Regions from separate parts of the Homo sapiens genome. Here region 1 is linked to region 2. The links are chromatin contacts, found by Hi-C or POLR2A ChIA-PET in ENCODE. All regions are on one chromosome and are shown on one strand. Each heading gives the region's core, a stretch centred on a gene start or an enhancer-like site at or near the end of the contact. The rest is flanking DNA. Distances are from core to core; before and after follow the strand shown.

Region 1 (3,590 bases), core at 210-2,709, 300 kb after region 2:
TGGGCGACCTTGATCCTCTGAGCCTTTTTTTTTTTAAGCAGATGGGATGACGATAGACCTCCTTCAGGAGACGCTTGTGCCATAATAAGATGTCATCCCAGCTCCAGGCACACTGCACATGCTTGGTATCAGTCACTTACTGGGCCACTGAGAGCCCTTGGTGGGCTCAGGGGATGTGGGTGGGCTGGGGTTGCTCGGGAGGTCTGGGGTGACCATCGCCCTCGCCTGCAGGCCGCTGGAGTAACATGTACAAGCTACCCTACAACTGGATCGGCACAGGCCACGTGGTGTACCAGGGCGCCTTCTACTACAACCGCGCCTTCACCAAGAACATCATCAAGTACGACCTACGGCAGCGCTTCGTGGCCTCCTGGGCGCTGCTGCCCGACGTGGTATATGAGGACACCACACCTTGGAAGTGGCGCGGACACTCGGACATTGACTTTGCCGTGGACGAGAGCGGCCTGTGGGTCATCTACCCCGCCGTGGACGACCGCGATGAGGCCCAGCCCGAGGTGATCGTCCTGAGTCGCTTGGACCCCGGCGATCTCTCCGTGCACCGGGAGACCACGTGGAAGACACGGCTGCGGCGGAACTCCTACGGGAACTGCTTCCTGGTGTGCGGCATCCTGTATGCCGTGGACACGTACAACCAGCAGGAAGGCCAGGTCGCCTACGCTTTCGACACGCACACGGGCACCGACGCACGCCCCCAGCTGCCGTTCCTCAACGAGCACGCCTACACCACCCAGATCGACTACAACCCCAAGGAGCGGGTGCTGTACGCCTGGGACAATGGCCACCAGCTCACCTACACCCTCCACTTCGTGGTCTGAGTGGAGACCTGTGCTCCCCGGAGAGGGGCAGCAGTGCGGGAGGGGCTTTGCACAGCAGCTCCTGCAACTGACCCAGTCCGCAAATATTTATTGGGGGCCAGCCCAGGGCTGGGACTGGGCATGAGGTGGTCACCAGGATTGAGCTTCCTCAGCACCCAGTGGGTAATACTTGCTTCCACTTGCAGAGCACCGTGCCAAGCACTTCCCACACACTTACCCGTTTGATTCTCCTAGCACCTCCCTTGGAGGTAGAGATCATGAACCCATTTAACAGACGAGGAGACAGGCTCAGAGAGGCACCGTCCCTTGCCTAACACCTCAGTTGTGATCAGGCAGGCTGTGCTCTCAGGACAGCCCCATTTTAGGGATGAGGAGACTTCACCACGCCCTCCCCTCCCTGCCCTCCCCCATCTCCCCGGTCTCCCTTGTTCTCTCAACCCAGTCTCCCTTCCCAGGGCCACTCAGAACCAGAGGTCTTTAGGGCCAGTGTACTGGTGTGGGGTGGAGGCCCTGGCTCTGCCTGCCATCCTAGGGCCCTGTTCTGGCTGAGCTGTTGGTGGCCCTGGGCTTTGGGCCCCTTAGCCAATGTCCTTGTCTCTTGTCTTTGGCCAGCCCCCTCAGCCCAGCCCACCCCACCCGCTGTCCGGCCACATTCCAAACCTCTACCGTCACCTAGCTGCTGAGCAGAAACCGCACCCCGAGAGAAAATCCCATCCTCTGTTCCAAGGCCCCTGTCTGCTCTATGCTCATTTTTATTTTCTCTTATTCTTCATCAGTGCCGTCATTTGTTTCTGCAGCAGCAGCTGAGAAGGCAGCCGGCAGCTCTGCCAGGGTGGGGAGCTGAGCTGAGGCTCCCTCTCCACCCAGAAGCACTGGCGTTGTTCACATAGTCAGGCCTTGGGTCCCCTCCCTGGTTCATCCCAGAGCCTTTGGGCCTGGAGTCCGCCTTGTCCTTTTTCTCTGGGCTTTCAAACCCACAACCTTTACACACTCAGGGATACCTCCGGGTCTGCCATGAATAAGACCCTAGGCCCAAGTCTGGTGTGGTGCCAGGATGGCACAGTTTCCCTCTTCCTTGCCAGCCCTGACCTGGTCACTGGGCAGGCTGGCCCAGCAGCCTGGGGGCTGCAGAAGACATGGTGTGAGTAGTTGGGTCCAGGGGAGGCATCAGGCCTTCTTCTGGTTGCAGGAGAGAACCAGAGGGTGGGAACGGGGAGGGAAGAACTGAGGGTCTGCAGACTGGACTTTTCCTGGCTCGACCCAGGACTTGGGTTGAGGATGCACGGGGGCCACCTTGCCCGGGGCCACTGGTGGCTCCCCAGAGCCTCAGACCCACACAGCCCAGAGGACGAGGCCTTCAAGCCTGCCCCTCTTCTGCTTTTTTAGACAGTATTTTTAGAGCTGGAAAGAAATTTTCTAGCCCAACTCCCTGTTTCATGAAAGAGAAAAGAGGCTCAGAAAAGTTTAGAGAGCAGCTCAGTGTCACACTGGGAGCTGGGCACAGCCGATCTCCTTCCAGAAGGGTTCTGTCTGTATCCTTTATTCTCCGCACATGGAGGCTGCCCTACCTGGGAAGGCACCCCAGCACCTGTGAAGGACATTTACTGCTCATCCTCACCTGCCCCCTGGCCCTTGCTGCCTTCATTCTGTCCCAATGCCAGCTCCCTGGATGTCTGTATGTTTGAATACCAGTTGCCATGTTAGGAAGGTCAGCTGCACAGCCAAGAGTGTAAGAGTGTAAAGAAATGCCTTTTTTTTTTTTTTTGAGTTGGAGTTTTGCTCTTGTCGCCCAGGCTGGAGTGCAGTGGCGCGATCTCGGCTCACTGCAACCTCTGCCCCCTGGGTTCAAGCGATTCTCCTGCCTCAGCCTCCCTAGTAGCTGGGACTACAGCACCCACCACCACACCCAGCTAATTTTTGTATTTTTAGTAGAGACAGGGGTTTCACCACGTTGGCCAGGCTGGTCTCGAACTCCTGACCTTAGGTGATCCGCCCGCCTCAGCCTCCCAAAGTGTTGGGATTACAGGCATGAGCCACTGCGCCTGGCCAGCAAATGCTTTTTGTGCAGAATACACTTCTTTCAGGCATTGTCAGGTGCTGTTTTGTTTAAGCTCTAACTCACCCCTGGAATACAGGGGAATGATGACAACCAGCCCAGCCAGGCCTGACTCATCATGGTCACATCCAGCCCCCACCCCCGGCCAACTAACCACTGCAGGCTCCTCTTCCAGACTCACCAGGGGGCCTCGAGGCCCCGGCATCTCCCTTGGCCCTGGGTGTGGGTTTTACAAGACTGTGTCTTTCATGACATCATAGCCCAACCATGTGAGAAGAAGGAGAAGGCCCCCCTTTCTTCATTAATCTGAAAAAAAGGAAAGTGAGAATAGGCTGATTTTTAAAAGTTAAGGGGCAAGCAGCATTGCATTCTGGGGGAACGATCCTGGCCACAGCCGCCAAACAAACATTCACTAGGCCTCTTCTGTTTTCATACCCTTGTAAGTGGGTTATGTGGTGGGTATGGTCAGTTTTTTCTTTTTTCTTTTCTTTTCTTTTTTTTGAGACAGAGTTTCGCTTTTGTTGCCCGGGCTGGAATGCAATGGCGCGATTCAGCTCACTGCAATCTCCGCCTCCCGGGTTCAAGTGATTCTCCTGCCTTAGCCTCCTGAAAAGCTGGGATTACAGGGCCCTGCCACCAAGCCCAGCTAATTGTATTTTTAGTAGAGACAGGATTTCACCATGTTGGCCAGGCCAGTC
Region 2 (3,395 bases), core at 19-2,518:
CCAGAGAACCCCCCGCGCAGACCGCACTCAGCTGGCTCACCCACAGAAGGAGCAGAACCCGCAGACTAGCTGTGCAAGCTCGGGCAAGTCACTTCTCCTCTCTGAAACGAGAGCCTCAGTTTTCTCCGAGCATAAAGTGGAACATGTTGGCTTTACAGATGGGGTACTGCGGTTTCCATGCAAGAATCTTGGATGAGGAGGGAAGAAAGAGCCAGAGACCCTGTTAATCGTACCCCCCGCACCCCCAAACCCCTGAGAAACAAGAGCATCTGCCCGAGCTGGAGGTGGGGGTCACTGCCGCCTCTGAACAGCTCCCCACCACAATGGAGCCCTCAGACAGTGACTGCAGGAGGGAAGGGGGTTGGTGGATGATGGGCTGGGGTGCCCCAGTTGGCTGTTCTAAGGTAGAGCTCACCCGAGGTCTCCTGGAAACCTGGAGCTGGACACACAGGCCCCAGCCGCCGGGGTTGGGTGGGGGCTGGGCTCAGGCCCTTCTCCCTCTATCTCCAATCCCCTCTCCCCAAGGGTTTCTACTCTCACCGGCTGGAAGCCCATGGCTCCTCTGCACTCCAGGCTCCGAGGCACCCACCCCCACAGGTTCCAGGTTCCAGCCCACCGCCTGGGGAGTTCCAGCCCCTCATCCACCCACCCAGGGAGGGAAGCCTAGACCTGGCCCGGCCGCAGAACCCAGGCTGACAGATGGATGCCGGAGACAGACACACGGATACACAGCAAGACTCAGAGAGAGCCACAGAGACAACACAGAAACTCAGGTGGGGGACAGAGCCCCAAGACAGGCCCAGAGCCCTCCAGACACACTCACAGACCTCTAGGCTCAGACCCACACAGCCTGGTGGATGCCTGGCCAGAGACAGCGGGACACCAGCGGACCTCCATGGGGCTTGTGGTCACAGGCCTGGCTCCTCCCATCGGCAGCCCAGGGAAGAAGAGGGGGTAGCATGGTGGGAGGGTGAGTCTGGGAGACCCCTGGCACCTTCCCTGCCCAGAGCAGGGGGCACCGGTCACTAAGTGGAGCAGGCAGTGGCCGGCCCAGGCTGCAGGGAGGCACTGCAGAAGGAGGCTGGCCATTAGAGGCCTGGGCCAAGGCCCTCACTTACGAAGCGGAAGCAGCGCTCTCACACCGGATGAGGGTGGCAGTGGGCACCAGGGGTCCAGGGGGAGGCTCCGGCAGCCCAGGTGGGACGGTGGCGACTGTGGGTGCGCAGAAACCCCCTCACACCACGGCGGGCGGCAGCCGGACAGCAGGCTGGCCCTGTCCGTCCGTCCTCCTCCTCCTCCCCGCCCTGGTGGGGGGGCCACCGGAGGCCCAATTGGTCTCTGCCCCCACGTGACTCTGCAGGCCTCTCGCCTTCTTTGTTGGTGTTTCTCTTCATTTACGTCTATTTTTTCTTCTTCTCCTAAAAGAAAAAAAATACCCCTATCTATCTGGGGGCTGAGGGTGGGGGCGGAGGCCAAGGCACTGCAGAGGCCTTGGCCAGCTGGCTGTTCCAGGCCCGCTGTGGGAGCCCAGAGGCAGGGACCCCACAGAGGCGGGTAGGCAGCCCCGCTTGTTAGAAACCGGGTGGGAGTGGGGCTTGATTTATGGGCTGCTCCCCCACCCGGCCTGCCGCCTGCTCCTCTCTCCTTGTGAATGGCTACCTCCCTGGGGCCTGGCCTGGCATGGTCTGGCCCAGCCCGGACATTGGAGTAGAGTCAGGACAGGCCAGTGCGGAGGCAAGGCCATGGCGACTTGACTAGGCGGCCTGCTGCTTCCACCTCTTTTTCCTCTTCCATCAGGTGGAAGAAGAGGGGGGCCGGAAGGGGAGCAGGTGAGCGGCCTGGACACCTGGTGCGTGCATGCCACGGTGGCCTCTGAATGTCCTCATCTGCTGTGGGCTGCTGATGTTCCCAGTCGATGGCTGGAAAAACTGAGGCTGGGCTGAGACTGCCTCTGAGGCCAAGTGGTGGCTATAGTGGCCCCAGGTTGAACCAAGTATGAAGCTAGTCCAGGATAGGACAGGGTAGCAGGAAGGGGCCCTTATCTAGAAGGCTAGGCCTCCCTAGACAACCTGGGACGTCCCCATCCAATCTCTGGGCCCAGATGGGCTCTGAAATATCCTGTTCCTGTAGGGCCCGGGTTGCAGGGTGTTGTGCCGCTCCCACGGTGACTGGATCTTTTGTGTGTTCCTCTGTTTGTCTCACATTTACTGAGCGCACACTTAGGGGTCAGGCACTGTTCCAGGCACCAGGGATCCCATAGGAAAGAGAAGAAAAGTCTCTGTCCTCAGAGGATTTACCTCCGTGCCTTTCATCTTGGGAGAGCAGGGAGGGGCACAGGGTGACTATGGGGCAGTCACTGTTGAGAACCACCCCTCCTCCCACATATCCCTTCATTGGAGGAAATAAATAAATCACACCCAACACCTCACTTATCTGGAACAAGAGGGACTTTTCTGGATAAGTGAAGTGAAGCCAACTCTCCCTATATATATTTTTTCATGGAAGGCCACTGAAAAAGTAGAAACGCCAACTATATTTAAAACCTATGTGTTTTCCAGCCAGTCACTGTGGCTCATGCCTGTAATCCCAGCACTTTGGGAGGCCAAGGTGGGCGGATCACCTGAGGTCAAGAAGTTCAAGACAAGCCTGGCCAACATGGCAAAACGCCATCTCTACTAAAAAATAGAAAAATTCACCTGGTGTGGTGGCTTGTGCCTGTAGTCCCAGCTACTTGGGAAGCTGAGGCAGGAGGATCGCTTGAACCTGGGAGGCAGAGGTTGCAGTGAGCCAAGATTGTGCTACTGCAGTCCAGCCTGGGCGACAGAGTGAGACTCCGTCTCAAATAAAATAAAATAAAATAAAATAAAATAAAATAAAATAAAATAAAACCTAGTGTGTGTTTTCCTCATTATGCCACTTAAAATTGTGTGTGAACATACAACAATAATACTGATAGACTGTAGTCCCGGCTACTCGGGAGGCTGAGGCAGGAGGATGGTTTGAACCCAGGAGTTGGAGCTGCAGTGAGCTATGATTGTGCCACTGCACTCTAGCCCGGGCAATAGGGTTTTAATAATTAATAATCATTAATTCAATAATAATAATTTTTATAATATAATTTCACCAACAGTCATAGCTAACTGATCGAATATATTCCACCTACAACGTAACAGACAACTTATTCCTCAATGTGCATGACCTTGTAATTATGTCTTTTTCACCTAGAGAAGTTCTTACAAGATATACTTCTCTTGCATATGGCTGAACCTAACTAGTCTCCCTATTTTAATATTCTTTTTTTAGTGTCCCTATTTTGTTTTATGTCTTTTGAGACAGGGTCTTGCTCTGTTACTCAGACTGGAGTGCAGTGGTACCATCATAGCTCACTGTAGCCT

Evidence for each region. Hi-C counts contacts between places; a loop is a spot of excess contacts on that map. ChIA-PET counts read pairs that join two places held with the same protein, here RNA polymerase II (POLR2A).
Region 1: a loop to region 2 is called in a map of ascending aorta, with 6 times the contacts of the local background. The contact joins the enhancer-like site here to the promoter of NR5A1 in region 2. A Hi-C loop is called at or near these places in 1 of 168 maps with a recorded cell type or tissue (ascending aorta). POLR2A ChIA-PET finds 5 or more read pairs at or near these places in 1 of 52 experiments (HEK293T).

The regions. Positions count from the first base shown.
Region 1 is chr9:124,809,577-124,813,166 of GRCh38, forward strand. OLFML2A (olfactomedin like 2A) reads left to right here. Exons shown (of 8, transcript NM_182487.4): 8 at 232-3,590. The coding sequence ends at 836. Among named protein-coding and RNA genes, the nearest start is that of OLFML2A, 34 kb to the left of the region's middle. RefSeq lists enhancers at 1,632-2,132, 2,133-2,635, 3,137-3,590. Within about 2 kb of position 1,460, at least 10 of the 41 ENCODE cell types and tissues checked have a DNase peak (open chromatin) inside an H3K27ac peak, as active enhancers do.
Region 2 is chr9:124,506,131-124,509,525 of GRCh38, forward strand. It overlaps NR5A1 (nuclear receptor subfamily 5 group A member 1), which reads right to left and starts at 1,269. Exons shown (of 7, transcript NM_004959.5): 1 at 1,119-1,269. RefSeq lists an enhancer at 1-2,255, promoters at 1,026-1,349, 1,220-1,364 and a cis regulatory region at 1,346-1,351.